2 separate regions of the Mus musculus genome follow, and region 2 is linked to region 1. The links are chromatin loops, found by intact Hi-C in ENCODE. Cell type or tissue: left cerebral cortex. All regions are shown on one strand. Links, peaks and the distances in the headings refer to the core of each region. The heading gives the core; the rest is flanking DNA.

Region 1 (7,506 bases), core at 2,684-5,183:
TACTCTAATCCTGCAGTTTAAAAAGGAAATCAAACTACTGGGGGCTGGACAGATGTCTCCGTGGTTAAGAACACTGACTACTCTTGCAGACGACCCCGTCCAGCACCCATGTGGCAGCTCACATCTGGAACTTCAGTTCGGGGGGGATCCGATGTCCTCTTCCAACCTCACCTCTGCAGGCTCCTGTAAGTGTGTCTACAAGCTGCGTTTTGGTGGAGGAGAGAATTGAGGAGTCTTCAGGGAAGCTTGTTCTCCAGGCTTCTGTAGAACCAGTGCCTGAGAAATGGGCCTCTCTTATTGCTTGTCCCTGCTGCCAGGAGTCAAAGCTCTGAGCTTTGCTGCTCTGCCGTTGAGCTGCATCCTCTGCACTGAGCTGCAACCATCTCCTCAGCTAACACTGACCTCTTAGAGCTATGCTCAGAAGAGCTAGCTCCACAGTCAAGAGCACTAGTTGTTCTTGCAGAGAGGACCTGAGTTCGATTCCCAGCACGGTGACTCCTAATGGCCTGATAGCCTCCATGGGGACCAACTATTCACACGGTGCACAGACACAAATGCAGGCAAAATATCCATAAACATAAAATAAAAGTAAATAAATATTAAAAAAAAAGCAGACAACTGTGCCTCAGTGACCCAGGGGTACACAGTGGTCCGATACCCTGGCCCCAGCCACCGTCTCCCTCAATCTTCTGCTTCTCAAGGCCTCATTTTGAAATCACCAGCAGTCTGAACTCCAGCCATCTCTCCAGCCCGCAGTGGGTTAGTTTCATTTAAAAAAAAATGATGTCAGTTGATTATACAAGTAAAACGGTCTCACCGTAGGACTGCCTGTTTATTAAGAGAGTAAATCAGCAGAAAGAAAGCACGGCCCCAAAGCAATTAAAAGAAACACAATTGCCTTTCTTTTTTTTTTTCAAATGGAAGATACACTTTTGTATGTCTTAAATTAAGAAAAATCAATAAAAATGATAAAATGCCATGCCAGAGTGACTCTAGGAGAAGCCGTCTGCTTACACAGCATGGTGGGGGGAAGCTGCAGTCACTACAGAGAGAGAGAGACCTTTGTGAGAGCGAGACAGAGAGGCTGTCCTGTCCTTAGTCCACAACACCCGCCATCCACCGAGAGCTTCTGTCTTCCCGTTAAAATTCTGTAAGATATGTCTGTCCTTTGTGCCTTTATCTCATTACCTACCAGGTACAGGATGAGACCAACGGCAAACCGACCACTGATCTGTATCTTACATGAAAACATCCTGCTCCTTACACTGCCAGGGAGATGTGGTGTACATTGCCCCCGAGACAACAGATCTCAGACCACTCCATCCACCTGCTCGCACTCTCTCTGCTGCTGCTAGCCCGAGTTGGAATCTCCCACATCCAATGCTGTGTGCTTTGCATCAGCCCTCTTCGCTCCCAATTAAAACCCCTACTGGAGTCTTGGTTCTTATTCCTATAATCATGGTCGACGGTCCTTTTGTTGGATATGGCTGTCTTTCTGGAGCACCACCCATGGACACACAATAAGACAGTTTCTGGGATGTGGGTGTTGCACTTGGCATCCAGGTGTCTTGCCAGCCAGTTCCCCTCTCCACACCCACTCTGCTGCTTCTTCTCCCTTGGCTCACCCAGCCTCCCTTCACAGTGTGCGTGCAGCTCACCATCATTGTCCTGCCTCACCTCCCTCTGCACATGAGGATCCTTGCCCTACCTGCATTGGTTACTTTTCTTATTACCGTGACTAATTACCTGACAGACAGAAGCATCTGTGGAGAGACTAGCTCATGTATTGTATGGATGCATCACCTGTCAATTAAAAAGCCAGTAACCTATGGCAGGTCTTGCGCGCTCCAGACTGGCCAGCAGTAACGCTGCAACAGGATCCTTCTGCACACGTTTATTGGGAGAGCTTGATTGCAGAGGCGAAGAGACCCCGAGCCCAGAACTGGTGCTGCTTATATAGGCCTAGGAGAGGCGTGTCTCACACCCGGATTGGTTATGCACTAAGCCTCATTTGCATGTTCCTCATCTGATTGGCTACTCTCTCTCTCTCTGTACCTCACAGAGCCTCATTATCATACCTCATTTGCATGTCTCACATCTGATTGGTTATACTCTCAAAGCCTTATTATCATGCCCCGGCCAGGCAGTGTCTTTGCAAAAAACTTTACTGCATATGTTCACATTGGTTGTTGGTCCAAACTTATGCGTGGTGGCCAGCAGTAGTCAGTGCCACTCTGCAACGGCACATGCGGCTTCCCACAGGCAGGAAATTTAGGAGGTGTTACATCCGGGAGGCACACTAAAGAGTTGCCTGGGAAGATGTGATGAGATAGACACATGGTACCTGAGCATAGGTAACCAGCCACATGGCAGAATGTAGGTTAAAATAATTGGGTTATTTTAGTTATGATTCTAGTAGAGCACATAGAAGAAAAATAAGAGAATTCTACAATTCAAAAGAAGGGTCCGGAAAAGAGGCGTTACTAGTAGAAGGGTAATGTAAAACACTTCCATTAGGATGGTTGTCAGTTTTAAAAACGTGAAGATACTGGAAACTTGTGAGAATATACAATCAGGCAGACACAGATCTTCAACTTCTGGATTCAACAAAATTAAGAGACTCAAATAGATGTCAGTACAGCCTTCTTCCTAGAAGTCAGCCACGGAGAGCTGAAGGACCAACAAAGTGTAGCACAGATATGTAGCTAACTAGTACTCAGCATAGAAGAGCCGGAAATCAGGGTTAGCGCTACTGTACGGATACGGATACGTCATCAGGACATCACTGAGACCAGCCAGTCACAAATGGGCAAAGACTGGGTAATTCCACCTAGGGGAGTTACTTAAGAATAATTAAATTAGTAAAGATAGAAGAGAGAATGAGGCTTATTAGAAAAAGAAAGGGGAGGTGGGAGTTGTTTAATAGATGGGAGTATTGGTAACATATAAGTGCACTTAATTCCGTTTGAACCGTAAGCTTTAAAGGGGTTAAAATGGAGCTGGAGCGATGGATAGGTGGTTGAGAGCTCCTCTCTTGCACAGGACCCGCGCTCAGTTCCCAGCACCCGCCTTGAGAGCCTCACAATCGCCTCCAACGCAGGCTCCAGGAGAATGCGACGCCCCGTTTGACCCCGAGGGCGCTGAACTCAGGATACACGCCAACACCCAGATACATGATTAAAATAAGTCTTTGAAATATGGCTCAATTTATACCAAGAGAGTAGCAATAGCTAAGTAGGAAGAGCCAAAGAGAGGAGGAGCAAGAGAAAGGGGGGAGGGCGGGAACGGGGACAGTATTTGGGATGTAAATATATGAAATAATTAATTTTTTTTAAAAGGAGGAAGGGTATGGAAGCTTGAAGAGCGGGACCTGAGGTCTGTGAAGTTGCCCCCTCCTCCCCTCCCGGTCTTTGGGGTGATGGGGGAAGGAGAGGTCTGACAGGGGCTCTGGCAGGTTTATCAAAGAATTATCCTTTCTCCCCCTCCCTTCTCTCTTCCTCCTTCCCTTCCCTTCTGCCCCTCCCTCTCTCTCCCTCCCCCTCCCCCTCTCTCCCTCCCCCTCCCCCTCCTCTGAGTGGGCACAATGCTACCTACCCCAACCCTCCCAAGGCAACCCCAAGTCAGTGAGTTAAATTCAGAAGTCAGGGGAAGGCCTAGACGTCACTGGCTATTTTAAAAGAGCGTTTTAATCGCCATAAATCCGATTCTGCAGTCCCCCTAAGCCATGAGTGCTCGAAGGAGGCTCCAGTCCGCTAAAGGGGTGTGAATTTATTCCCAGGAGGTGACGGGGGAGGGGCGGCGCGGTAGGTTTTTAAACGTATAAAGTATAAAATTCCCATGGCCCACACAGAGATCCACAGTTTATCAACCTCGATAAGCGGGAGGCGACGAGAACACTCAAAGGGGAGGGGCGGTAACAACCTTGAACAAGGGCAGGGCGCCCTGGCTCGGAGCCCACGCAGATTCCCGGAGCCTCACCCGGCGCCGCCCTGCTCTGCGGAGGATTTGCTGGGCTCGGCGGCTCCGCCCCTCCCCGCCCTCGCGCAGTCTCAGCCCGCAGGGCTCAGCAGGGCCTGGCGCCTCCCGGGAGTCCGAGGCGGCGACGCCCATGCTGGCCGCGGCAATGTGTACAAAGCGCACGGCCGCTCAGGCAGCTGTGTCTCTGTGGCGCAATCGGTTAGCGCGTTCGGCTGTTAACCGAAAGGTTGGTGGTTCGAGCCCACCCAGGGACGGCAGCGTTCCTTTTAGCAAAAAACATTTTTAGAAATGTTTTCTGCCATCCTGGGACGCCCAATCTGTTTGATAGCTTTCTAGGGCTCAAGCTACAAGCGGGCCTGCTGCTTCCACTAATTTTCAAGAGGGTACATGTAAGTCTGCTTTTTGAGTTTGGTCCAATTCTGCTCAGGAACAGCTAGGTGTTTTTTGCACTGGAAACCGGCAACCGGGACCACCCAGAAACAGCACCATTTGTGTGGCTCAGAAAAAAAAAATAATAATAACAAAAAATAAAAAATAAAAACAACAGCAACAACAACAAAAAAAAAAAAAACAAAAAACGACCCGCGGACCCTACTAATACAGTCTACTTCCAAATGGATGAGCAACAGATAACATTGTGGGCAGAGAGTTTGGGGACAGCAGGCCACGCTGACTTTAGCTAAGTGGCTCCCAGACTTGGGCAATGGGTTTGAATCTAACTACATTATATTTAATCTTAGACTGCTGTCAATTTCCCCCATCACATTTAACTTTATCAGAAATTGTATAAGTTCGTGTTTAAAAGTTTTAAAAGAGAGCCAGGAGTGGCGGTGATGCCTTTAATCCCAGAACCCAGAAGGCAGTAAGGCAAATAAATCATGGTGAATTCCAGGACAGCCAGGGGTACATAGAGAATTCTTGTCACAGAGGACGTTTTATGTTTTTTTCACAAAAGACTTTCCATAAAGACAGGAAGTTGTGACGTGAGGGTTTTGTGTCTGGGATCTACACCCACTCCTATAGAATACAGAGAACGGGAGTCTACAGAGTGGTTCACAACCTGTGGGTCACGACCCCACTAGGATCGTATATTAGGAATTCTGCATTAAAGATATTAATAATGATTCATAACAGGAGCAAAATGACAACTATGAATGAAATAATTTCATGGTTGGTGGTCCCCATGAAGAACTGTATTAAAGGGTCACAGCATTAGGAAGAGTGAGACCCACTGTCCTATGTTGACGTAAACACTCCCGAGCTACACTGCAAGAGCTCTCACTGCTAGCCACATCTGGCTTCTGAGTACTTGAAATGTGACTAGGACAACTGAGGGATGAGTGTCAGAGTAACGCCAGGCCCTTGATTAACATGGGGTGGAGACGGTACTGTGCGTGCATCTAGCCCCGAGCTCTATCCTAGCACTAAACAGAAACAGCAGGAACAGGGCCTTACTGGCCTAGAACTCATGGCCCGGCTGCCTCAGCCTTCTGAGTGCTGGGATTATAGGTGTGCGCTGCCGTGACCAAGAAAGACTGGATGTCAGTGAATTTAGTCAAATGCAGTTTTAGTTTTTAAATATAATGTCTAATTTTATTGCATTTTTATTGACACATATGTATGTACATGCAACCACATGCATGTGGAGGTCAGAGAAAACTTTTGGAAACTGGTTCTCTTCTGCACCCTTAGGGGTCCCAGACACTGAACTCAGGTCTGTAGGCTCTGCAGGGAGCACCTTCACCTACTGAGCCATCTCACTGGGTTAAATTTAAGCAAATTTAAGTAAATGTGAGCAAGTAAATTACAAACAATTCAGGATTAGAGGATGAAGTTCAAGACTGCTATGGGTAGGGTGTTTGTGTTCCCCCGAGTTCCTGTGTTGAATTCCTCCCCGTTGATAGTACTGGGCCCTCATGAGGGGGTATGGCCCGCACAAGAGGCCAAGGGAACTGGTTTGTCCTTTCTACCATGGGGTACAGTAGCATCAGAAGCAGATGAGACCTCACAGGGCACCAAATCTGCTGGTGTTTTTGTTTGTTTGTTTTTGTTTTTCTGACACAGGCTTTCTCTGTGTAGCCCTGGAGTCTGGGAACTCGACAGGCTACCCTGGAACTTGAATGCTTCTACTAAATACCTGCTGACTTAAAAAGCCCAAAGGAGGCTGGGACACTAGGCAGAGTAAGAGAGAATTCCCTAGAATGTTGTTAGGCGCATGCCTCTCTGAAGTCTCCATAATGCAAGGCATGAAGATTCCACACTGCTTATTGGTACATACCTCACAGGAGAAGCAAAGAAAGAGTGGTGGGCCACATGATCATGTCTACACTGTAGGGAGTTGGGTTTGTTTGTTCGTTTGTTTTGAGACAGGGTTTCTCTGTGTAACAGAGCCCTGGCTGTCCTGGAATTTGTAGACCAGCCTGGCCTCGAACTCACAGAGATCTGCTTGCCTCTGCCTTCGGAGTGCTGGGGTTAAAGGTGTGTGCCACCACACACTCAGCTTACACTGTAAATCTTACCTAGCACATCTGCTATTGTTAGAATTAGGAGGGCTTCCGTCTTGAAACTGAACATAGTGACCAGAGGGTACAAGCTCCACAGAGTGGGACCTGGATGCTGTGCCAATGATCATTTTTAGGCCTGAAGACTTCGTTCCAACACCTGAACTGAGCACACGCAACCTTGTCCTGTGTCCCTCTGTGAAAATTCCCCGCTGACTATAGGCCACTTCCAGGGGCCTTTCCCTAATATGTCCTTGCTCCCTTGACCCCATTTGTCAGAGTAACAGCTGAGCAGTCTCCTTCTATGAACTTCCGTACCACCCTGAAACCAGCAAACTGCTTGTCGCCAGCCCTGGGAAACAAAGTCACCGAGAGCAGACACGTTGTCCGTGGGACACGGGGCTGTCACAAGATCAGTACAGAAGCAATCCTGCTTTGCTCAGGGTTGGATGATGGAGATTGGCAATCAGCATGAGACCCACAGGAGAATTATTTCTAGGCTGTTGAGGAAGGAGGCAATCATCGGGGCTGGACCTGTATCTTCCTGATGGATATGGACCAAGTCTTCAAGACCAAACAGGAGGAGGAACATTTAAGACTGGAAAACTCAAGCTAAGAAAGCAGATAGGGGGTAAATGCAAGAAGCACAGGGGACAAATGTCCTTCACTCAGCTTGTAGGTCAGGCTCTGGAGACCCCTGAATGAGGCCACACCTCAGGTGAAGTTAGGAACTAACTCCCAGAGTTCCTGCTCCAGGAACAAGAGGTAAAAGTGAGGTTACTCTGTCTCGTGATTTGAATATGCTTGGCCCAGGAAATGGCACTATTTGGAGGCATGGGCTTGTTGGAGAAAGTGTGTCACTGTGGAGGTGGGCTATGAGGCCCTCTTCCTAGCTGCTTCAAAGTCAGTCTTTTGGCTGTCTTTGGATCAAGATGTAGAACTCTCAGCTCCTTCTCCAGAACCATGTTTGCCTGCAGGCTGCCATGCTTCCTGCTATAATGATAATGGACTGAACCTCTGAACCTGT
Region 2 (7,506 bases), core at 3,108-5,607, 220 kb after region 1:
CAGTCCCTGCGCAGTGCCCTCACTAAATACTACCCTGCTGAGTCGCCATGAACCACTCATGCACTTCCCCTCTGGGGCTGGGAAGCTCTGGCAAATGCTGTTTTCTGATTCGGCAGGCCCGGCATAGAGTGTTGTTTGACTGTGGAAGTGTTCTGATGGTGGATACTGTGTGTTTGGATCCTGCAAAGCCCTCCAGAATTCTGTGCACCAGTGGCTAAGAAAAACTCTTGGAACCGTTTTGGTGACACAGGCCTGTAACTCCCAGCACCTTGGGAGGCTATGGCAAAGGACTATAAGTTCAAGGCCCGTGTGGCCGACAGAGAGAGTTCAAGGTCAGCCTGGGAAATTTAGTCCCAAAATACAAAGGAGAGAAGGCCAGGACTCAGGGATCGGGCTCTGGTGTGGTGTGCGTATGGTCCCAAACAAACTCTTTAGTATAGAGAAATGACAACAAAACCCCTCAGAGATATCTTAGGATGTAGACCAGGCTGGCCTTGAACTCACAGAGATCCACATGCTTCTGCCTCCTGAGTGCTGGGATTAAGGCACTCTCCGCCACTCTAGTCTGTGTTTTTATATCAGTTACTTTTCTATTGTTAAGATAAAGCACCATGTCCAGAATAAGAGAGTGGCTTACACTTCTAGAGGGACAGTGGCAGGTGGGCATGGCAGCAAGGACGGAGCCGAGAGCAAACCGGAAGCGGGGTGAAGCTACGGACTCCCAAAGCTCTTCCTCCAGTGACGTACTTCCTCCGTCAAGGCCACACCACCGCAATCAGCACCCAAACTCAGAACCAAGTACTCAAATGTCTAAGCCTACGTGGGACATTTCCCATTCAAACTATCGTAACCTTACAGGTGGCCCAAGTGTGGTGGTCACACCTAATCCCAGCACTTGGCTGACTGAAGCAGGAGGCTCCTGAGTTCAAAGCCAGCCAGGACTACATAGCAGGACCTCTTCTTAAGAGGGCAGAAAACAGCAAAAGGAAAACTAACCCCCAGAACTTTCGTTTGGAAGTGGTTACCTTGGGCTGGTATAAGCATGGAGGAAAACGTGAAATATATCCTTCCTCTTGAAGCCCCGTGGCTTTGACATAGTCAGGAAGCTTCCAGACAGCTAGGAGCCCTGCCTGAGGTCTACAGAGTGACCACTAGGCCACTCAGGACTACAGAGTGAGACCCTGTCTCTAAATAAACACACAAACAACAACAACAACAACAACAACAACAACAAATCAGTTCATTATGTTGATGTAGCATTCATTTGCTATTCTAAATAAATCGGTATGCATATTTGACTTTTGTTTTACTTTCTGTGGTAAGAATTAACAGTTTGTTATTAACAAACTCTCTTGGGGGATCTCAAAGTTTCTAGTCCTGAGGTATTGAGATCAAAATGTTCAAAAACTGCCAATCAAGACTATTTTCAGATTTAAATACCTCGGTTGCTGCTGTAATTTGGATCTTGAAGATCTCTCAGGCCTTGGTTAAATGCCAACCTGGGGTCATTACAGGGTGATGGGATAGCTCTTAAGAGGGAGGGCCGAGTGGGCAGAAATAAGGGTTGAGGGCGTGCCCTGGAAGGGGATACTGGGATTCCAGATCCTTTCTGCTTCCAGGCAGCTATGATGTGAGCAGCCCTGCCTGCATCCTCCCTGCCACCTGCCTGCATCCTCCCTGCCACCTGCCTGCATCCTCCCTGCCACCTGCCTGCATCCTCCTTGTCACCTGCATGTTTTTGCCTTACCCCAGGCTAAGTGTCACAGGCCAACCAGCAATGGCTCAGGTACACTGTGAGCGGAAGTAGTCTTTTACTAGTAACTCTGTTTATCTCAAGTGTTTGTTACAGTAATGGAAAGCTGATTTTATAGATGGTGGTTCAACCCCTCCCCACAAATTCCCTTCCCAGAAGCCACTGTTGAGACGGTGTTTGCTCTTCTGCACTTGGCTTATGAATCATAGATGAAGCTGCCTTCCTGCACACACACACACACACACACACACACACACACACACACACACACATATTCCATTTCTCAAGCAGAAACTCCTGCTCTACAGAGTATATGTATACTGTGGTTGGCTCTGGGCAGAGTGGAGGTGGAGACAAACATGGCTCCTGTCCTCACACAGCTTGCGATCTTGATTGCCAACAGGCAACGCTAATGTCTAAGAATAGCCCCAAATCGATTCACCATTACAAAAGTATTTCAGGACTGTAGAGATGGTTCAGGGGTCAAGAGCACTACCAAAGCAACTTACTGAAGAAAGCTTATTTGGCTTATGGTTCTAGGAGGAGAGGCCATAATGGTGAGGGAAGCCTGGAGGGGGGATTGATCAACACACAAACACACACACACACACACACACACACACACACACACACACATGTCAGCCAGGTACTCTCAAACTGTAGAATCAGCAGGAGACTGAGAGATCATATGTTCCATAGCAAATGTGGAACAAACAGAGCAAACACGAATTGAAGCAAGTCTATAAACGCTGAAAGCCCCTCTACCCTCAGTGACAAACGTCCTCCAGAAAAAGTGCCACAGCCTCAGACAGAGCCACCTATCGGGGTCCCAGTGCTCAAACACAGTAGCCTGTGGGGGACATTTCTCATTCAAACTACCACACATGCTAAAAGTCAGTGGCTGATATAAAGAGAATATTATATCATCTATTTAAAAGTTGCGCAGCCTGAGGTCCGGGAGGGTCTTACTGTGTATGGTCGCCAGGCTGATTTGGAACTGGTGACCTTCCCGCCCGGATTTCAGGAATATGCCATCATACCCAGCTCTAAATTCCTTTAAGAGACAGGAACAATTTAACAAGTTTAATATGATAGGGTTTAATAGATTACTATTAAACCATCCCAATGCATTTGTTTAGGGGGGCAATGATGGGGCAAGAACAGCGAGGACCTTGCCACCCCAAGGCAGCTACCTGGTTTCTAGAAGCTTCCGGATCCAAGCAGGGACAACATGGCTTTGCAATCCTCCTGCCCCAGCCTCTGGCAGGGGTGGGGTTACAGATGTGTAGTAGGATAGAGTTTTTTCAATGAGACAGAACTCTTTTCTTTTTGGAAAGGGTACTAACAAAAACACAGTTCAGAGAACATCCAATACAGGGCTTTGTATGCTTTTAAAACATTTATTTATTTGTTTATTGTATGTGTATGTGTAGCTTGTGTGTATGTGTGTGTGTGTAGCTTGTGTGTATGTGTGTGTGTGTAGCTCAGAGGACACAGCTTGTAGGATTAAGTTCTCTCTTTTTACCCTGTGGGTTCGCGTCATTAGGTTTGGCAGGAAACACCTTTACCTGTGGAGCCAGAGCTGTCTTGCTGGCCTGTATTGTTTTGTTTATCAGATAAAACAGGTAGAGATAAGAGTGCTTATGAAGAACTCTTTTTCCCCATCTAGACAAAAGGGGCCAAACACCAACCTTGAGAGGAGCTAGGCAGCTTTTAGCTCTCATCCCTACCTGCTCCAAACAGGCCAAGAGCCGAGATACCCAAAGTGCGTTATGGGAATTTGTGACAATCTCTCTGTCTTCATGATTAGATTTTTGCAGGCTACAAACCCCAGATGTTGGAACCACATGTTCTGTTAGCCTAGTGAGGAAAAAAAAAAAGTCTTTCCTGGAATTCTGAATTTTTAAAACATTTTAAAAATACAAAGAAAAAAAAAACCAACCCCCAAACCACACACACCAGTCCGAAACCAAGCAACAGATAACTAAAACCTGGGCTACATAGGACCCTAGTTCCTAACTTCAGCCAGAATCTAGGATACAGTTTCACAGAAGGGAATTTAACTATATAGTAGACAGTGGTTCCTAGGAGCAGTCCAGGGATGGGTTTGTGTGGAAATAGGCTCAGTGCTCAGGGGTTGGAATGTCTCTATCACTTCTGTCCCTGGGTATCACTTAAGTACTTAGGGTGAGTTCCAGTCTCACCCTAGACACCTGCTTCCCTCGTATGCACTGCGATGGGTGGGGTTAATCCTACCAGACCAACATTAGGTTAGCATATACTTGCTTGCTTACGGGTTCGTCTGCTTTGGGAGCCAAGGTCTTAAAGACTCATTGTGTCTACTGTATCCCCAGCACACGGGGTGGCTAACTCAGTCCTCAGCAAGGATTTTAAAACTCACTGTTAAGGAAGGAAGAGGGTTTAAAGAAATGCAAAGCCCCTCTTACCTAGAGACAAAGATCCTTGCTTGGTTTGAGAGCTGGGGGCTTTCTTCCCTTGAGTTTTCAAGCACTGGACACCAGAAATCCTGTTGCTGCCTTAAAAAATCCCTCACTGCTATTGAGGTCAGAGTGACCCGGACAGGACCTGGAGTTCCTGCTCACCCACTCAATCACTCCTGCAGGGCCTGACACCCAGTAAATGACCTGTACGTATTTGCTTTAAGAAAAAAAAGCACCCCACCCCCACCCCACCCGCGAAACAAGAGCCAGGGTGTTCGTAGGCCAGGAAATCCGTTCCTCTGCCTGCGTCCCAGCCTTTTCCAAGCGCCTCCATTTGCTGAACTCACAGTGGATTCAGAGGCCAGGAAAGCGACACCTGCCGGCGGATGGCCGAAGTGCGGCTCACCCGAGCCGGCTTCCTGCAAGCCAGACAGAAACTGGCCCTGGGCCAGGGCGCCTGCACGTGGTTTGCCTGTGCAAGCCAGTTCTTGATTCGGCTGCAATGGGCACAGCACGGTCTCCTTCTTTGAAAGATCTTCCAAAACTTCTCCACCAGGCATGTCTAGGGGAGCCCCCAGGTCTTCTGGCTTTGGCCCTGGGTAACATCTTTAGTCAGCCTGCACCCCTCCCCCCATGCCTACTGTTAAAAGGGTCTGGTGTGCCGTCTCTATATACCGCTCAGTGAATTCATTAATTTTAGCTCTACTAAATGAGTGGAGTCCCCTTTCCTGGCTCATTAGATCCTTCCCTGTGCTTTCTGTTTTGACTTGTAATAGCAGAGAACACAAGCTTGTTCCTCCGCCATCGCTGGTCGTTTTTTTTAAAAGGTTCCCAGTCAGCAGGATTGTTCGCTGAAAAGCTAGTGTGTGGTAGCAGTGCCGTTCACAGAGGCTACTACAATTCAGCACAAACACATCACATATAATTTACTACTTGCCTGGGCGAATGCGGGTCTAGCCTCAGCTTTATAATTACCCACTTTCATTGTCACCCAGGGCTGGAAGAGCAGCTCCCTTAAGGCTGGGAGACACCGGCCATCTATCTAGAGCTGCTGGTTTGGGGCTTGTCCCTTTAAGGAAGGAAGAGATTTGCGTTCTTGCAAGGCTGGCAAATGAGCAGGTTCTTCTAGCAGGGACGTTAAGGTGCCACCTACTGTCTAGGTGGATGGGTAGGATAGCCTGGGCTATTCTCTGCAGGTCAGAAAGTAAGTGGAGAGCCAGAAGTTAGTATGTGGGCTGTTGTTCTTCTCCCAGCTGCTGGGAACTTGTTAGAAGTGGGGATATCAAGGCACTGATGGGAAGACCATTGACTCTGCACTGAGCTTGCGTCTGCTCAGTAGGTCCCGCCCTTCTAAAGGCTAAGTGTGAAACCCAGGGAGTTCCTGCAGGTGGTTCTGATGTTCTGTCAAACGTGACAAGGGGCTGGGTGTAGCTTAGTGGTACCGGACAGCTGGAGAGGCAACCAGCAGGGCTGGGGGGTATTCCTATAATCCCAGCATTCAGGAAGCTGAGGCAGGAGGATCGAAAGTTCAAGGCCAGCCTGGGCTCCATTGTTAGACCCTGTCTCAAACATCTGAAACCCCAAAGAGATAAGTTTGCTAGCCTGTGAATTAGAGAAGGAAGCAGGGGGACTAGTGGGCAGACTCCAGGGAAAAGCTGGGCTGAAGCAGGAGAGTGTACCGTCACCGCACCTGGGTGTAGAGAAGGGGAACCAGCTTGTGTAAGAGTGTGCTAAGTATACGCTATCTGTGCCACACTGAGTGCCAAAGTACAAAAACCACAATTAACTTAACGAGCTTAATTAGCTTTATTTTAGGTGCTGTGAGTGAGTTTAATGTGACTACAGGTAGGACATCCACAGATGGAGGGATCGAGTGAAGCCACTAGAAGTCAAAGCAAGAAGGTGTGGAGAGGACGTCCCCTCCCCCCACCTCCCCCTCCCCCTACTCCGTGGAGGGAAGAGGAAAAACGAGAGCAGTGTCTGGGTTCCAGTTCACTGGGGACGTCTGTGTGCCGAGAGGAGGAGAGACAGCTGGGGAAGTCAGGCAACCTGGGCGGAGAGGAAGAAAGAAAACCCTGTGTAGCATCACTGAGGCAGAGCGGCAAGACATTCCAGTAAGAGGAGTAGGGGAGAGCCGTCCTGAACTGTGCTTCAAACCAGCTGCCACCCAAACCTGGCTGAGAAAGCAGGCTCTGTTGTTTGTTTGTTTGTTTGGGGTTTTTGTTTTGTTTTGTTTTGGTTTGGTTCTTTTTCGAGAGAGGGTTTCTCTGTGTAGCCCTGGCTGTCCTGGAACTCACTTTGTAGATCAGGCTGGCCTCGAACTCAGAAATCCGCCTGCCTCTGCCTCCCGAGTGCTGGGATTAAAGGCGTGTGCCACCACGCCTGGCAGAAAGCAGGCTCTTAAGAGACAATAGAAAGGGTCCTGGAGAGATGGCTCAGTGGTTAAGGGCAGGCACGTCGTGCTGCTCTTGAGTGCTGAGTTCTGTTCCCAGAGTCCAAGTGAGAGCCAGGGGATCTGACAACCTTTTCTGGGTTCCATGGTCACCTTCACACGCATGCACACACAACAAAAAAATCATCTTTGGAGAACAGAAAATGTCAGAGAATATCTCACAAGACAAAGACAATTTTCCCAAGACGTGTTGTTGTTGTTTGAGATAGGGTTCCTCTGTGTAGCCCTGGCTGTGTTGGAACTCACTCTGTAGACCAGGCTGAGTCTGTAGACTCAGAGATTGGCCTGCCTCTGCCTCCTGAGTGCTGGGATTAGAGGTGTGTACTACCTTGCTCTTCAGTCTTTCTTGGTTTTACTCAGTCTAGGACTCCAGCCTGTGGAATGGTGATGCTATGACAGGTCTTCCCACTTCAAGTTTCAACCTAGAAATTCCCTCCCGGGCACACCGAGGCTTGTCTCCTGGGTGATTGTAGATCTTGTTCTGTTGACAATATCGGTCATCATAGGAGAGACATTTGATAAAGTATCTGATCCATGTTTTTCTCTTTCTTTCTGGTTTGTTTATTTCGAGACAGGGTTTCTCTGTGTAGCCCTGGCTGTCCCGGAACTCTCTCTGTGGACCAGGCTGGCCTCAAACTCACAGAGATCCACCTACCTCTGCCTCCCGAGTGCTGGGGTTGAAGTCATGTGCCTCCACCTCCCAACTCAAGGCCTTTCAAAAGGATCATGATTATGAGAAGGAAGGAAGGAGTGAGGAACACTTGGATCTTTAGGACCCGGGAACTAAAGAGGAACAACATTGGGAAACTGGCATCTGAAGTTTGATCTGTAGCATTGTACAGGTCCTAATTTCCTGATTA

The links. Hi-C counts contacts between places; a loop is a spot of excess contacts. Peaks named below come from ENCODE experiments on the same cell type or tissue, not always from the same donor. Only the 100,000 strongest peaks of a DNase experiment are listed, where the experiment ranks them.
Region 2: it touches region 1 in a loop (11-fold over the local background); 1 of 42 quality-filtered maps calls a loop at or near these places.

What each region holds. Positions count from the first base shown.
Region 1 is chr5:149,225,727-149,233,232 of GRCm38, reverse strand. It overlaps 2310047D07Rik (a long non-coding RNA gene), which reads right to left and starts at 4,245. Exons shown (of 2, transcript XR_003956021.1): 1 at 3,922-4,245. It overlaps n-TNgtt14 (a tRNA gene), which reads left to right and starts at 4,159; the gene lies at 4,159-4,232. In left cerebral cortex, for the core only: CTCF peaks have their summits at 3,868 and 4,075; a DNase peak (open chromatin) is centred at 4,095; H3K4me3 peaks cover 1,097 bases; H3K27ac peaks cover 384 bases.
Region 2 is chr5:149,003,993-149,011,498 of GRCm38, reverse strand. All of the region lies in intron 1 of Gm15411 (a long non-coding RNA gene), which reads left to right. It overlaps Gm15408 (predicted gene 15408), which reads right to left and starts at 4,537. Exons shown (of 4, transcript NR_040429.1): 1 at 4,201-4,537; 2 at 3,484-3,613. In left cerebral cortex, for the core only: a CTCF peak has its summit at 4,580; DNase peaks (open chromatin) are centred at 4,598 and 5,213; H3K4me3 peaks cover 1,246 bases; H3K27ac peaks cover 1,457 bases.